Linked DNA regions of Homo sapiens: region 1 is linked to region 2. The links are chromatin contacts, found by POLR2A ChIA-PET in ENCODE. All regions are on one chromosome and are shown on one strand. Each heading gives the region's core, a stretch centred on a gene start or an enhancer-like site at or near the end of the contact. The rest is flanking DNA. Distances are from core to core; before and after follow the strand shown. Region 1 has its middle 15 kb from the start of PPP2CA-DT. Region 2 holds the start of JADE2 (jade family PHD finger 2).

Region 1 (7,730 bases), core at 1,559-4,058, 280 kb after region 2:
GTTCTTTCAGCTATCTGCCACCCATCCACCCACTGCCTTCGGACCTCAGCATGGACCAGAACCTGACCCTGGGCATGACAACACTTCACATGAATGCATACATACAAACCAAAAAAAAAAAAAATATATATATATATATATATATATATATATATATGTATATATTTGCACCATTGCACTCCAGCCTTGGCGACAAAAGCAAAACTCCGTCTAAAAAAAAAAATAAAAGAAAAGTAAGGGGCTTTGGATGGACTGATCATAGTATAATGAGCCATGAACTGAAAAGTGCGATTAACTTAATACTCTATACCTGAGCCCTAATAATTTCTTTTTTTTCTTAAGTGCTCTGGGCCTTGCCATTTGACGTTTTCCTCGACCCAGCTGTTGACCACTAGCATGGCTTTAACAGCATGATCATAGCTTTTTAATAATCTTATTGACAGAAATTTACACCTGGATTCTGTGAGCTGTCTTATAACACGCTGACCTTTATCAAACTCAGGGATATATGATGCTGTCTTGCTCTTTTGCTATCTTGCTCTTTTTTTTTTTTTTTAAGAGACACAGGTCTCACTATGTTGCCCAAGCTCGAATGCAGTGGCTATTCACAGGCACAATCATTGCACACTACAGTCTCAAACTCCTGGGCTCAAGTGATCCCCCCGTTTCAGCCTCCTCAGTAGCTAGCACTACTAGCTGAACGCCACTGTGCTGGCTTTTCCAGCTCTTTAAAATATTTGAAAGTTACCTCGTTTTATCTGTAGTTTTTTAAAGTTTCCTGATGCCCATAAACAGAAATGAAACCATGTACTTTCTTGGGGATCTAACTAAAATGCAAAAGCTATGTTAATGAGGAATAAGCACCACAAAGAATAAAAGAAAACCCCTAATTCTGTTTGGGCTGGTTTCCTAGAAATCCTGTGCCCACTTTTTGCATCGAGCCAAGGCTGGCAATATGTGGATAGGGCTAGTCCCTCAGGCATTGAGATACAGTGCCTCAGCTTCTTCAAAGATAGGTCTAGAACATTCTAGACCAATGCAATCAAAAAGTACCTGGTGGAGCCAGGCATGGTGGCTCAAGCCTGTAATCCCAGCACTTTGGGAGGCTGAGGAAGGAGGATTGCTTGAGCCCAGGAGTTCAAGACCAGCCTGGGTAACACAATGTCACTACAAAAATTTTAAAATTAGCCTGGCATGGTGGCACACACCTGTAGTCCTCGCCACTTGGGAGCCTGAGGTGGGAGGAGCAGTCGAGCCCAGGAGTTCAAGGCTGCAGTGAGCTATGATTGTGCCACTACACACCAGCCTGGGTGACGGAGTGAGACCCTAACTCTAAAACAAAATAAATAAATAAAAAGTACCTGGTGCTAAAAATTACACCATTTTAGGGCCAGGCGTGGTGGCTTACGCCTGTAATCCCAGCACATTGGGAGGCCGAGGCAGGTGGATCACCTGAGGTCAGGAGTTGGAGACCAGTCTGACCAAAAAGTTGAAACCCCAACTCTACTAAAAATACAAAAATTAGCTGGGTGTGATGGCAGGCACCTGTAGTCCCAGCTACTTGGGAGGCTGAGACAGGAGAATCGCTTGAACCTGGGAGGCGGAGGTTGCAGTGAGCCAAGATCATGCCACTGCACTCCAGCCTGGGCAACAGAGCAAGACTCTGTCTCAAAAAAAAAAAAAAAAAAAAGTTACACAATTTTAAAACAACATTTGAGTCAACCCAGCATCATTTTTGAGATACTCTAAGATATTTCTTGGCCTACTTGTGTGTGCCTCTTAAGCTGAAACAAGCCCTAGTATTCTCTAAAGTAGCATGTGTTCCATAGATACCCAATAATTTCAAGTTAGGTTAAATGACCTTTTACCATCCATGTGAGGACTCCTCTTGCCTATATGGTATCTATGCATATTAGAAAAGGTGCTTCTTCATCCTGGAGATGCAGTCCCACAGTAAGGCACAGGTGTGGCAAGTAGAGCTGGATTCATCTCAGCTCGTCTCCTTGGCTGTTCATGGCACAGTATGTACAACTGTAGGATATGGCCCTGCAAACAAACTCCACCCTTTCTCTCTTCCACCAGGCTTCCATTGTTTGCAACATCTTTCCTGGCTGGTGGAGGAAAGGCAGGCTCAACTGATGGTCCTAATCTCCAATGGGGGCAATAATATTGCCCACCCTACGTGCTCTTTTGGAACTTTGCTACTCTAAAGGTAGAGTCTGATTCCACTCTCTTTGAGTCTGGGGAAGCTTGTGACTTGTACCCAACAGAAGACAGCAAAACTAACACTCTGTGATTTCTGAGGTTAGGTTATAAAAAGTGATACAGCAGCCAGGCACGGTGGCTCACACCTGTAATCCCAGCACTTTGGGAGGTCGAGGTGGGTGGATCACCTGAGGTCAGGAGTTCGAGACCAGCCTGGCCAACATGGTGAAACCCTGTCTCTACTAAAAATACAAAAAATTAGCTGGGCGTGGTGGTGCATGCCTATAATCCCAGCTACTCGGGAGGCTGAGGCAGAAGAATCACTTGAACCTGGGAGGCGGAGGTTGCAGTGAGCCGAGATGGTGCCACTGCACTCCAGCCCGAGTGACAGAGTAAGACTCCATCTCAAAAAGGAAAGTGATACAGCATCCACCTTGTGGCTGGAACACTTGCATTTGTAGACCTAAGCTGCTATGTAAGAAGTTTAACTTGCCATTCTGTGAGAAAGCCAAGGCACAGAGAGAGGCCATGTGTAGGCGCTGTGGTCAGCAGTCCTAGTTTTTGAATGCGTCAGGCCCAGCCACTGACACGTGAGTAAACAAGACTTCAGCTGCTTCTAGCTCCCAGTTGTGAAGTCATCCTCAGGCTGAATCTTCCCAGCTGAGTCCCTAGACAGCTTGGAGCTGAGAGAAGCCATCCCCAACTGGGTCCTTTCTGAATTCCTGACCCATAGACTCTGTAAACACAATAAATGGGTTGTTATTTTATGCCACTAAGTTTGGGGTGGCTTGTTACACAGCAATAATAACTAAAAGACCCATTATCTTCAACAACACCAAAAAGTAGGGCTATAAAAAAAAAAGGAAGAATTGTTATAAATTAAGGCTGGGCACAGTGGTTCAGGCCTGTAATCTCTAGAACTTTGGGAGGCCAAGGTGGGAGGATCACTTGAAATCAAGAGTTCAAGGCCAGCCTGGACAACACAGTAAGATCCTGTCTCCAGAAAAAAATAAAATAAAAAATACCTGGGCATGGGAGTATGTGCCTGTAGTCCCAGCTACTAGAGAAGCCGAGGTGGGAGGATCGCTTGAGCCCAGGAATTTGAGGCTACAGTGAGCTATAATTGTGCCACTATACTTTAGCTTGGGCAACAGGGAGAGATCCTGTCTCAAAAAACAAAAACAAAACAACAAGAAAAATAATACACATACACATATATACATGCCCACATATATATACACACACACATATGTATGTTATAAACTAAAAAAGACATAAGAGATATAACAAATACAAATGACATTGTTTTGCTTCTGATTAGAATAAACTATTACAGAATGACATTTAGGAAAGTCAGGGCAAATTGATTTCTGGCTGGATACCAGTTGATATTAGGAATTATTTTTAATTGTTTTATATGTGACATAGTGGTTATTGAAAAAAGTCCTTATTTGTTATAGAATTTATAGTATTTAAATATGAAGATAACCATGATTTGCTTTAAAATTTGCTTTAAAATGATGGTGAGGGAGGGGTGGGGTATAGATAAAACAAGACTGCCATATATTGTTAATCGTTGAGGCCAAGCAATAGGTAATGGGTGTTTATTATATTATTATCTCTACTTTTGTGAGTATTGAAAACTTCCCATAAGAAAAACTGAACATGCCTCTATGCATGCCTGGGGGCTTGTAAGACCCAGGATTCTACCCCAATATGGGGGATTTCATGCATGGAAACAGACTAGCAGAGAAAGTCATATTCTTAGGAAAAATGTTTTGGGCACTCCTTAAATCTTTGGTGACTAGAAATCCACTTGAAAACAGAATTCCCTTCCCTGACAGTACCTATTCCAGTGTTAGGTACACAGGGTGGGGAGGAGGGAAATTGATTGGAATTAAGAAACCTGATTAATTCAGAATTAATGCACCAGCTTCCTCTGAAGATTAGGTAGTATTCAATTTTCAGCCTTTCAGAAATATATTCGTCAGCATAAAGACAGGCGAATGGGCTGCATGTTGCTATGCAGACGACACAGTTTGGAAGGGCCTTCTGTTTGCTTATGGATTCGCTCTCCCTTGAAGAAAAACTATTAACTCATGCTGCAGCCTGCTGCTCTCTGCTTGGTGTTGGCTATGTCACCGAGCCCAAAATAGAAAGTTCTTTTACTGCAGAGAGGGAAGGAGGTTTAAATTTATCAATTCAAATAACAAAGGGTAGAATTATACTGGCTTTTCTCGGGTGGGGAGTAGGGGGAGATAATGCCTATTTCATTAGGAGAAAAAGTGATCTGACATTGGCAGGGGCTGGGACCAGAAGACAAGCTTGCACTGTGGTGATTGGGCTTGTTTCCCATCCTGGCCCCCCTCACTCCCTCCTTCCAACAGTGTCACCTCTTTCAGGACATGGGAAAGCATCTGAGCCACTGGGTAATCAGTTCCAGAAATATCACTGAAATTATCAGACTGGGAACGATTCTCTGAACCAAATCCCTTCTCGCTCAGCTTCTGAAACAGTCAGTACCTTACCACAAAGTTAAACAGCAGGGAGATGTTATCTTTCTCCTATGAAATGGTCAAAAATCTTTTAAAGATTCCCAGTGTTGGAAGGAGTTTGGGGCAATGGGCATTCTCCTGCATTGCTGGAGGAGAGGCAAACTGATCTAACCACCTGGAAAGCAACTTGACAACATAGATCCCAAACCATGGAAACATCAATACCAGAGGATATGGATCCAGAGGCTCTCTCATCCATGGCTGGGGGAAGCGTCAATTGATTTTCTAGAGAAATGCTTGCACGGGTACAACAGGAGACATTGACAATAATGTTCATAATAGCAGCGTGCGCAAGAACTAAATCCTAGAAACAATGCAGTTGCCCATCAGTAAGAGAGTAGATTATAAACTGCGGTATATTTATGTATTGGATTATTTTACATCAGTCAAAATGAATGAACTACAGTGAAATGCAATGATACAGACGGATTTTAGCAAAATATCAAGTGAAAAATAAAATAAATCCTGAAAGATTACATACAACATAATATCCTTTTTTATGAAACTCAGAACAATTTAAAAACTATTCTTTAGGAATATGTACAGATATTGGCCAGGCGTGGTGGCTCACGCCTGTAATCTCAGCACTTTGGGAGGCCGAGGCGGGGTGGATCACTTGAGGTCAGGAGTTCGAGACCAGCCTAGGCAATACGGTGAAACCCTGTCTCTACTAAAAATACAAAAGTTGTCAGGAGCAGTGGCTCATGCCTGTAATCCCAGCACTTTGGGTGGCCGAGGTGGGCGGATGACGAGGTCAGGAGTTCAAGACCAGCCTGGCCAATATGGTGAAATCCCGTCTCTACTGAAAATACAAAAATTAGCCAGATGTGTTGGTGCGCGCCTGTAGTCCCAGCTACTCAGGAGGCTGGGGCGGGAGAATCGCTTGAACTGGGAGGTGGAGTTTGCAGTGAGCTGAGATCATGCCACTGCACTCCAGCCTGGGTGACAGAGCGAGACTCCGTCTCAAAAAAATAAATAAATAAAAATAAAAATACAAGTTAGCCAGGTGTGGTGGGACACAGCTATAATCCCGGCTACTGGGAAGGCTGAGGCAGGAACCCAGGAGGCAGAGGTTGCAGTGAGCCGAGATCATGCCATTGCACTCCAGCCTGGACAATAAAGTGAGACTTTGTCTCAAAAAAAAAAGGAATATATACAGGTATAATAAAACTATATAAAAAGGAAAGCAAGGAAATGAGCACAGGATTCAGGATGATTGTCTGGGGTGGGGAGCAAGGAGATGGGGCAGTGGGGGCAGGAGGAACTATGGTTAGATATTAGTTTTGTCAAGGTCCTAGCTTTTGTTTGGGGTTATAAATTCACAGGTACTGATTACGTTATTAATGAATTTACCACCTAAATTAACAAAACCAGGCCATCCATATGCCAGTTATGAGAGTGAACCATGAACCAAGCATTCTGGTTAATCTAATTCTGTATACCTGACATTAAAAAAACAAAAACAGGGTATAGCATTTTGTGTAGTCAGTCAATTCACTTCTAAGCATTTATCTTAAGGAAATAAGCAGAGATGCATACAAAAATTTATGAACAAGAACATTTACCACAGTATTTATAAATATAAATATAGGAAATAATCTAAATAATCTAATACCAAACTAATAGATTAGTTATATAAATTGGGTTATATCAATGTGCTAGAAAACTAGGTACTCTCTAAAAATATTATTTTCTAATAGTATCTAAGTATATGAGAAAATGCTCATAATATGTCAGTTGAATAACACAGTACACAATATGAACCCAGTTTTTAATTTTCCCTAAGTATATATATGCACCAAAAAAGCTGGGAAGGAAGGGCTGGGCACAGTGGCTCACATCTGTAATCCTAGCATTTTGGGAGGCTGAGGTGGAGGATCACTTGAGCCCAGGAGTTTGAGACCAGCCTGGATAACATAGTGAGACCTCATCTCTACAAAAAATACAAAAATTAGCCAGGTGCAGCGGCAAGCGCCTGTGGTCCCAGCTACTCAGGAGGCAGAGGTGGGAAGATCACTTGAGCCCAGGAGGTCAAGGCTACAGTGAGCTGTGAACATGCCATTGCACTCCAGCCTGGGTGACAGAGCAAGACGATGTCTCAAAACAAACAAACAAACAAAAAACAAAAACAAAAAGACAGCCAGGAGCGGTAGCTCACACCTGTAATCCCAGCACTTTGGGAGGCTGAGGGGGGTGGATCACTAGAGGTCAGGAGTTTGACACCAGCCTGGCCAACATGATGAAGCCCCATTTCTACCAAAAATAAAAAAATTAGCCAGGCATGGTGGCCTGTGCCTGTAATCTCAGCTACTTGGGAGCCTGAGGCAGGAGAATCACTTGAAACCCAGAGGCAGAGGCTGCAGCGAGCTGAGATAGCGCCACTGCACTCCAGCCTGGGCGACAGAGCAAGACTCCATCTCAAAAAAAAAAGAGAAAAAAAAAAAAAGCAAGAAAAAATTAAGCTGGGAATACTGTACATCAAAATGATAATAGCACTTATCTCTGGATGTTATGATTGTTTCTTCCTTAAACTTGCAGTAGTTCACAAATTTGCTATAGTGAAGATTAATTTTTTTTTCTTGTTGAAGGTTTTTTGTTGTTGTTGTTTTCATATTTTTTTTAGTAGAGACGGGGTTTCACCATGTTGGCCAGGCTGGTCTCGAACTCCTGACCTCAAGTGATCCGCCAACCTAGGCCTCCCAAAGTGCTGGGATTACAGGCATGAGCCACCACGTCCAGCCGTGAAGGTTTTTTTAATAACCAAAAATAATCATATTATAAAAATAGATGTTAGTAATAACTAATGTAGATAGAGTACTTATATGCTAAGAATTTTACAGAAATTAATTTAAAGCTTAAAATAATCCTATGAGGATAGTACTATTATGATCCCCATGTTACAGATGAAGATACTAAGATTTAAGGGGATAAACAGCTTGCATGAGGACACGGATGATAAGAAATGGTGCA
Region 2 (7,361 bases), core at 1,612-4,111:
CAAATAGCATCTCTTAAACATGAAAGCCCTCCTCCCTGCCTGGGTCAGCTTTATTACTCATTCCTTCCCCCTTATAGTTATTCTGTTGTTATTTTCCTCCTCTGCTTGTTAGATGGCTCTGCGAGTCCCAGCCCGTCTAAGGAAGATGGGACAAGACGGACGGTGCGTTCATCTGGGGCCCTAAGGTGAGAAAGAAAGTCAGGGTAGGGGAGAAGCCCTGGGAACCCAGGAAACAAAGCCAGGCCCGGTTGGCAGCTCCATGCCGAGCCCTTTTGCCAAATGTCCTACTGGGAATTTTACCAGTGAAGGGAGGGAGTTAATGCCACTCCGAGAGGAGGGGCCAGGCGGCCCTACCACCTCCCAGGTCCAGGAATCAGTTTGCAAACATAAATGCTAAGGGGGCGTCCTGACAGCCTGTCTGGGATCAGAGCTCAGGGGTCCTCCTTCCAACAAAGGCAAGGCAGCAGGTCCCACTCAGCCCCTTCCTAGACGCTTTGGAACCGCTCTGAATGGAAACATGACACCTCTCGATGACCCCCTACAAACTCTGACCCGGGATACAACTTTGTGCCTCGGGATCCTGCAGAAGATGACCCAGGGGTGCTAGACGCAGCGGCGAGGTTTGGAAATCTGCAGAGACCAGAATCGCCGGCCGCAGTGTGCCTTCGGCATACGGCAAAGACACCCAGTGACCCTTCACCTCCCCCAGCCTCCAGCAAGAGGCCAGCAGCCAAGCTGGTAAAAAAGTGCCCAGGCCAGCGGCAGTGGCTGAGGGGATTGGGAGGGGAGTTGCGCGCGCCTCCAGCCCGCCCCTGGAGGCAGTCCGCGGGACCGCAGGCTGGAGGCGCGCCGGCGTGATTCCGACCGCCGGAGCCGGGAGGAGGAGCCGGAGGAGGCTGCGGGGGGCTCCGGCCCAGGCGAAGGAAGGGCAAGAGGCTGTTCGACCGGGGGCGGCGCCGGGAGGTGGGTGGGCTTAACACCCAGGTCGGGGGAGGGGTTTAAGAGACACCGGGAAGGGCAGCCGAGCCCCAGGGGCGGGTGGGGTGGTAGCTGTGTGTAGTAGGGGACAGGGCTGGGCCTCTGGAAGCTAGAGTGAAGCCTTCCTGGCTGTCTCGCAGGCAACCCCATCCTCTGGCAGAACAGCTGCGAATCGCCAAGTTGACCCCTCTCGTCCCTTGGCCGAGAGGAGAGGATGTCTCAGGACCCAGGGATGGGCGGGAAGAAACCATGGGGAGCCACAAGTCTGCACCCAGGCGGGGAGGAGGCGGGCGGGCGCCGCTCCGCAGGCGCAGGCGAGTGGGTGGGAAGAAGGGAGGGAGAGGGAGGAAGGAGGTGAGGCCGGGAAGATGCCACTGCCGGGGGCGGGGCGGGGCCGGGGATCCGGCAAAGGGACTGCAGCAGCGCTAGGTGGGGGCGGGGGCTGCAATGTCACTCATTTGAGAGTCAGGTGTGTGCGTCCCAAACGGGGTCCGCCACAAGCCGGCATCTTCCTGGTACCACCCATGGTGCAGGGCCCTAGGCAGAGGGCTGGGGACTGCGGATCCGTCCCTGAAGCGGGACGCGAACCGGCAGAGTTGGGAGAAGGTAAACAAGGGCCACGCCCCCTGCCGTCGCCCCGCGGGCGCGCACCCGCCGCTCCGGCCGCCGCCGGTACATTTCCACTCTCCCAGCGCCTCTCCCCAGCTGGACTACCGCGCGGCCCCGGAGGTGGAGGCTGCCCCCGACCCCAGTCCTCACCCCTGGCGCCGAGGCTCCGCACCCTCCACACTCACCTGGAAAGGGTGTCCCCCGCCCCTCCAAAAAAACTGTCTAATTTGTGCAGAGCCTCCAACCCCAGGAGCCGAGCATGCTGCCCCCGCGTGCAGCGCCCGCGTGCACCGGGCCGGGAGAGGGGGCGACAGGGCGGAGGCGGTGGCCCCCGGAAGGTGTCTGGGACCGGACCGGCTGCACGTGAGCCCAGCGCGAGGTCATGTGCACCGGCTCAGCCCGGTTCGGCGCCCGGACGTGCTGCGTATCAACAAAATGAAACTCGGGGAGACAGGAGGGCAGATAGCTCCAGGTTCTCGGAGCCCCCGCCCGGGCCGCTCGACCTCCCCACCGTACCCATCTCCCGCCGCAGCCCCTACGCCCGGCCGGAGCCCGCGGGGAAGTTGCAGCCCTGGCGCGCCCCCGCCCGCCCGCGCCCCCTCGCCGGCCCGGGGGCGCTTTGCCGCAGTCATTAATAAAGAAGGTCGCCAAGCTCACCCTTCCAAAAGTTGTTGTTGCATGCGCCCCTCTCAGCCTCCCCGCACTGTACTCTTTAAAACACGACTGACCAACATGCGCAATCTCTCTCCCCTGTGCTGTGCATCCCCCCCCTCTCCGCGCTGGCTTCCTAGAACAGGCAGCCAGCAGGAGAGAGAGGGAGCGAGCGAGCAAGAGAGAGCGAGGGAGCGAAGAGCGCTGGCAGATCTGTTGCAAAAACGCCAAATAACGTCGTGGAGATGCGCAGGGCCCATCCGCCGGGGGCTGGATCTTACCTTGCTCCGCGGTGCCCCCCTGACGGGCGCTGCCCTCGGCTACGCGCCGCTGCAGGGACCGGCGCGGGAAGGATGCTCCCGAAGCCGGGAGCTCCTGGGGCCGGCGCGGGAGGGCGGGGGGCGCGCATCCATCCGGGGTCGCGGCGAGGGAGGCGGCCGGGCCCGCGGCGTCCCAGGCCCCACGCCCCCCGCCGGGGACGGTCGGCCCGCAGGACCTAAGCCGGTGCCGCTAGGAGTGGGCGCAAAGTAACTCCATGGACGCTACTCACCCCCCCCAAAAAATAGCCTCCAACTGCGATGGCCGCGGTCGGCACCATTCACCAACCCCCTGTGTATGTTTCTGTTTCTTTTTAAACCAAGACTTCCTTGTGATCTCTTTAGAAAAAAAAAATGTGTTGGGGTGGGGGTGGGGTGGGGGCGGGCAGGAGGAGCGAGGGAGGGGGAGTAGCCACTTTTTTCTTATTCACTCGGATCTCCGCTCCCGACACCCCCGTCGCCGCCCCCCCAACCCCCCGCCCAGTTGTTTGGCTCCGGCGGGGAGTCCAGGTAGCGTTGCGGGCCCCGTGGGGGAAGGGTGCCCTCCCTCGCAGCCCCACCACCACGCCTGCTGGCACCCTGGGCCCGGACTCCCCATGGACTCTGGGGCGCCCCTAGCCCGCCCTGTCCCCAGGGCCGGGCCCGAGCGGCGGCTGCGCCCGTGCAAGTCCCATCAGGTCTGCTCACACTTCACACACTCACACACATACCCCGCCCCTCCACTCTTTCACTCACACTTTCTGCTCACACCCCGCCCCCTACGCGCCCCAGACCCGGGCGGCGCCCCCCGCAACCTTAAAAAAAAAAAAAAGCGAGCTTATACTTAAAAAAATCTTTTGGCGCCATATTAATGACGTACTTAAAATTTGCCATTTCTCCCTGCGTCAAAAAGACGTTTCTTTGCAAATAACAGCCTGGAGGCGACACTCGCGGAGGGAACGAGGTTTGCACTGAGCACCCCGCCCCCCGGGGCTCCAGCGCTGGAAGACCCTCGCCCTAGGCCCTGCTTCTGAATCGCTGGTTTTAAAATGCGAATCGAATAAATTGCGTGGCGTTTTGCAGCACCAGAAGTGAGCAGAAAGTGCTGGCAGGAGGGGAGTGGAGGGGCGAACGCGAGTCTTGGGGAGGGGGCGCGGCCCTCCTCCCCGCACCCACTCCAAATGGAAAACTAACATTCCGGGCGGGGGAACTTGAAATTGTAGGCGACCTCAAGAAAAGAGGGGCGGTCCGTAGAGAGGGTCCCCATTGGGCTCGTCGCCCCCTCCCCCCTCCCGGGTGCCTCCTGGCGCCTAGCGCTGCCCCGCATTTCCGGGGGGTGGAGAAGGCAGTGATGAGCGGGTGGGTGGGTGGTTGCACATCCTGGCCCCAGCAGGATTTTGCCCCGGGGCGACCCCTTCCTCCTTGCTCTTCCTTCCCATTACCCCGAAAGGGTTAAAAACCGAGGGGTAACTTCCAAAGGCTGGCACATGGCGAGGAAGCGGGGCGCCCCTCTCCCCACCCTTCGCCTCCTCGCCCCTCCTCCTCCGGCTCCACTTCCCGACTTGACCTTGTGGTGCACAAACAGTACGCTCGGATCCTCGCAGTTTCTGGAAGAAGAGCCTGCGCTCGCCAGGCGGGCGGGCTGTCGGGCTGCTAGCCGGCGGTGGCGGGGCCTTGGGTCTGTTCCCGGAGCCGCGGGCCACACCCACCCAACCCGCTGCGCCCGCCGAGCTCACCTTCTCTCGAGGAAGGAGAAGGACTGGCCTCCTGGTTGGGGAGGAATCGGGGGTCAAGCTCCAACCTCCTCGGAATGCCTCTAGCTGGGGAGGGGGTGGGTCTGGCCTCGGGAGGAGGTTGTGGGGAGCCTGGCCCAACATCCCCAAAGCATCGTGGCCAACTTTTTCTTCCCCCTCATGGTCGGCTGCCCCTCAGATTATCCAATAATTTTTCAGCTCACCTTTGGCTTTGAAGGCACGTGGGTGAGTTGTGAATGGACACCGGAGTCGCCTTCCCTCTCCAAGACTGAAGATTGTTTATTCTTCCTTTCCCCTCCACCCCCTTCCATGGGAAGATAAATATTCAATTTACATAAGATGACATTTATGTGACAATTAAGAAGATTCCCCGATGGAATGTTGTGAACACATTTGCTTATAGGAGAAATAAATCTAATAATAAACAAACTCATAATAACAGCACAAATCCTCCGACAGGGCGGATTGTCTACCCAACAAAGAGGGAGATGATGAATGCTGAAATAAGCAGTTTTTGCAACAAGAAAGAAATATGAGCTCAAAGGGAGTCACTGCAACATTTCTTCTTCCTTGGCCTTCATTCACAAAGTCTGAGGAGAATTGTCTGGCAAGAGGATGGTCTGGGTATTACCTTCCAGTTAGACCTGGCTGTGGCTCTCAGTGGTCAATTGGTGGTATTTTTCTCTAGCCAAGCTCAGAGTCTGGAAACAGGTGCTGCAGACTTGGAGTGTGTAACAAAATAGTTAAATACTTAGGTTCTAATCCTGGCTTTGCATTTCAGAAGCTGTGTGATGTGGGCAAGTGAATTCATCTCCCTGGATCGCTTTTTCCTTTTGGGTAGAATGGGGTGGTTGGAGGGTTCTTGAGGCCATGTGTGCACATACACATATATGTATGTACGTACATATACAGGTGGTATGTGTAAAGCAGCAACTGGCACAGGGTGCATAGTGCTCATTAGCACCTTGCCTGGTACCTAAGTGGGTTTTTTTTATTTTGGAAGGGTGAAATTGTTCTCTGAAGCTTGATGGTCAAGGTCCAGATGTCCATTCCGGGGTGGGAGTGAGGGTACCAGTTTACAGTGGCACAGTCTAAAGAGATGACCTCCAGAGATGGATGAGGGAAGTGTGACCATTTAAAGTGCACCTGCAGTGTACTGGTCACTTTGTGAGCCATTCTATCTCATCCTCCCCCAAACCCCTTCCTCCCTTTTCAGAAAGGTTTAGTAACTTACCACAGCCACACAGCTAGTAAGTGCTGGCAGAATTGGCTCCTAGGTCTAGCTGACCTTGAGACCTATGTAGTTTCTATTTTACCACACTGCCAGAAATAAAAAGTATTACTATTATTGGTTTGATTGGGGATGGGGGGATCTGATTGCTGTCTTGGCAAGAAAGAATTTTATGAGCAGCACTTTGCTTCTGAGGTGGTTCCCTGACTTGGGGTGAGACCCAGGCCTTCTAATGAGCCCTTGAAAATACCTCTTGCTTAGGACTGGAAGCCCTATCAAAATCCTTGGATTCCCACAGTTCTCTGCTGCTGTTTAAGGTTAACCTTGGAAGCTTTAACAGAATGATAACGATAAAGCTAATTGTAACTCCTTAATCTTTATTAAAAGTCTCACAAATCATTCATTAACTTTTTTTTTTTTCCTTTTTCCACAATCTCTGCTTTGGACGTAATCATTCATTAACTTTTTACAGGAAAGAAATGAGAAGAAAGAGAGTTCTTGGAGATGTAATCCTTCATTGTTTTTCAACAAGCCTCCCGTATGCCAGAGACCATTCTTGGTGTTGGGGACACAGCACACACACACACACACACACAAATAAGTAAATAAATAAAATAAATGAGGAGCAGGGCAGGGAGAGCATCAGGAAAAATAGCTAATGCATGCTGGGCTTAATACCTACGTGATGGGATGATCTGTGCAACAAACCGCCATGGCACATGTTTACCTGTGTAACAAAACTGCACATCCTGCACATGTATCCCAGAACTTAAAAAAAAAAAAAAGGTAAAAATGTTAGCTGCTAGAGTGAGCAGGTTATTAAAATTGGACATGATTTTATTCTAAACTCTAAAATATAAAAATAACTATATGTTTGAAAGTGATTAAGTGCTGTGGAGAAACTCTTAAGAAGGAAAGGGCGATACACAGTGTGGGAGTGCAATTTTAAATAAAATAGGGAAGTTCTCACCGAGAAGACAGTCTTTGAGAAGAGCAGGTAAAGGAGTGAACTGTATGTGGGAGTATGTGTGTATGTACATGGGGGAAGAGAAGCCAGCCGTTCTTAACCTGGAGACCATAGACTCTCCTCTCCATGGGTCTGTGGATAGAATTCAGAGGATCTTGACCTTAGGTGAGAAAAAAATTACAACTTTATTTTCACTAATTAAAATGTAGCGTGTCCTTCAATTATGAATACAGATAACAAATCAGTGATATTAGCAGCACCTGTGACATTACTGCTGGTAGAAATCACAGATATTTTCATATCACTTTAGAGTTGTTGCAAATATCTTAAAATATCGTTACACTTTATGAGTAATTTATTGAAAAAGTATCATTTTACTCATCACTACTTCAAAATCATGCTGCTAACTCTTATAATTTAATGAATTAATAGAGAAGCACATATATATGTTTAAATATTTCGAGAGTTGTATTTCAGTACAATTTGTTTTCTTAATGATTTGTGGAACTTATTTTATGGATTTAAAGATACTATACTCAGAAGGAGTCCACAGGTGTCACAGACTGCCAAAACAGTCCATGGCACATGCACAAAAAAGGTTAAGAACCAAGGTCTCAAGAGACCAGCAAGTGCAATGCCTCCGAGGCAGGAATATGCTTAATATGTAAATGAAAGAGATTATATAGGGCCTTTTAGGTCATTGTTAGGAATTTGGCATTTGCTAGAGTGATATGGAGAGTTTTGAGCAGAGGACTGAGATGATCTGACCCTGGGTTTAACAGGTCTCTTGGCTGTTACATGGAGAACAGATTTAAGAGGCAAAGCTGAAGCAGGAAGGCCAGTTGGGAGACCACCTGAATAAACCAGGTGAGAGA

What was found. ChIA-PET counts read pairs that join two places held with the same protein, here RNA polymerase II (POLR2A).
Region 1: POLR2A ChIA-PET joins it to region 2 with 19 read pairs in Caco-2. The contact joins the enhancer-like site here to the promoter of JADE2 in region 2. POLR2A ChIA-PET finds 5 or more read pairs at or near these places in 2 of 52 experiments (Caco-2 and MCF 10A).

The regions. Positions count from the first base shown.
Region 1 is chr5:134,237,374-134,245,103 of GRCh38, reverse strand. No RefSeq gene overlaps it. Among named protein-coding and RNA genes, the nearest start is that of PPP2CA-DT, 15 kb to the right of the region's middle. RefSeq lists an enhancer at 4,346-4,395. Within about 2 kb of position 2,808, at least 8 of the 41 ENCODE cell types and tissues checked have a DNase peak (open chromatin) inside an H3K27ac peak, as active enhancers do.
Region 2 is chr5:134,521,170-134,528,530 of GRCh38, reverse strand. It overlaps JADE2 (jade family PHD finger 2), which reads right to left and starts at 2,861. Exons shown (of 12, transcript NM_001388185.1): 1 at 2,520-2,861. LOC124901070 (a long non-coding RNA gene) reads left to right here and starts at 2,929. Exons shown (of 3, transcript XR_007058942.1): 1 at 2,929-3,065; 2 at 3,448-3,625; 3 at 4,487-5,918. RefSeq lists silencers at 1,272-2,391, 2,402-2,661, 2,692-2,771, 2,902-3,121, 3,142-3,191 and 2 more.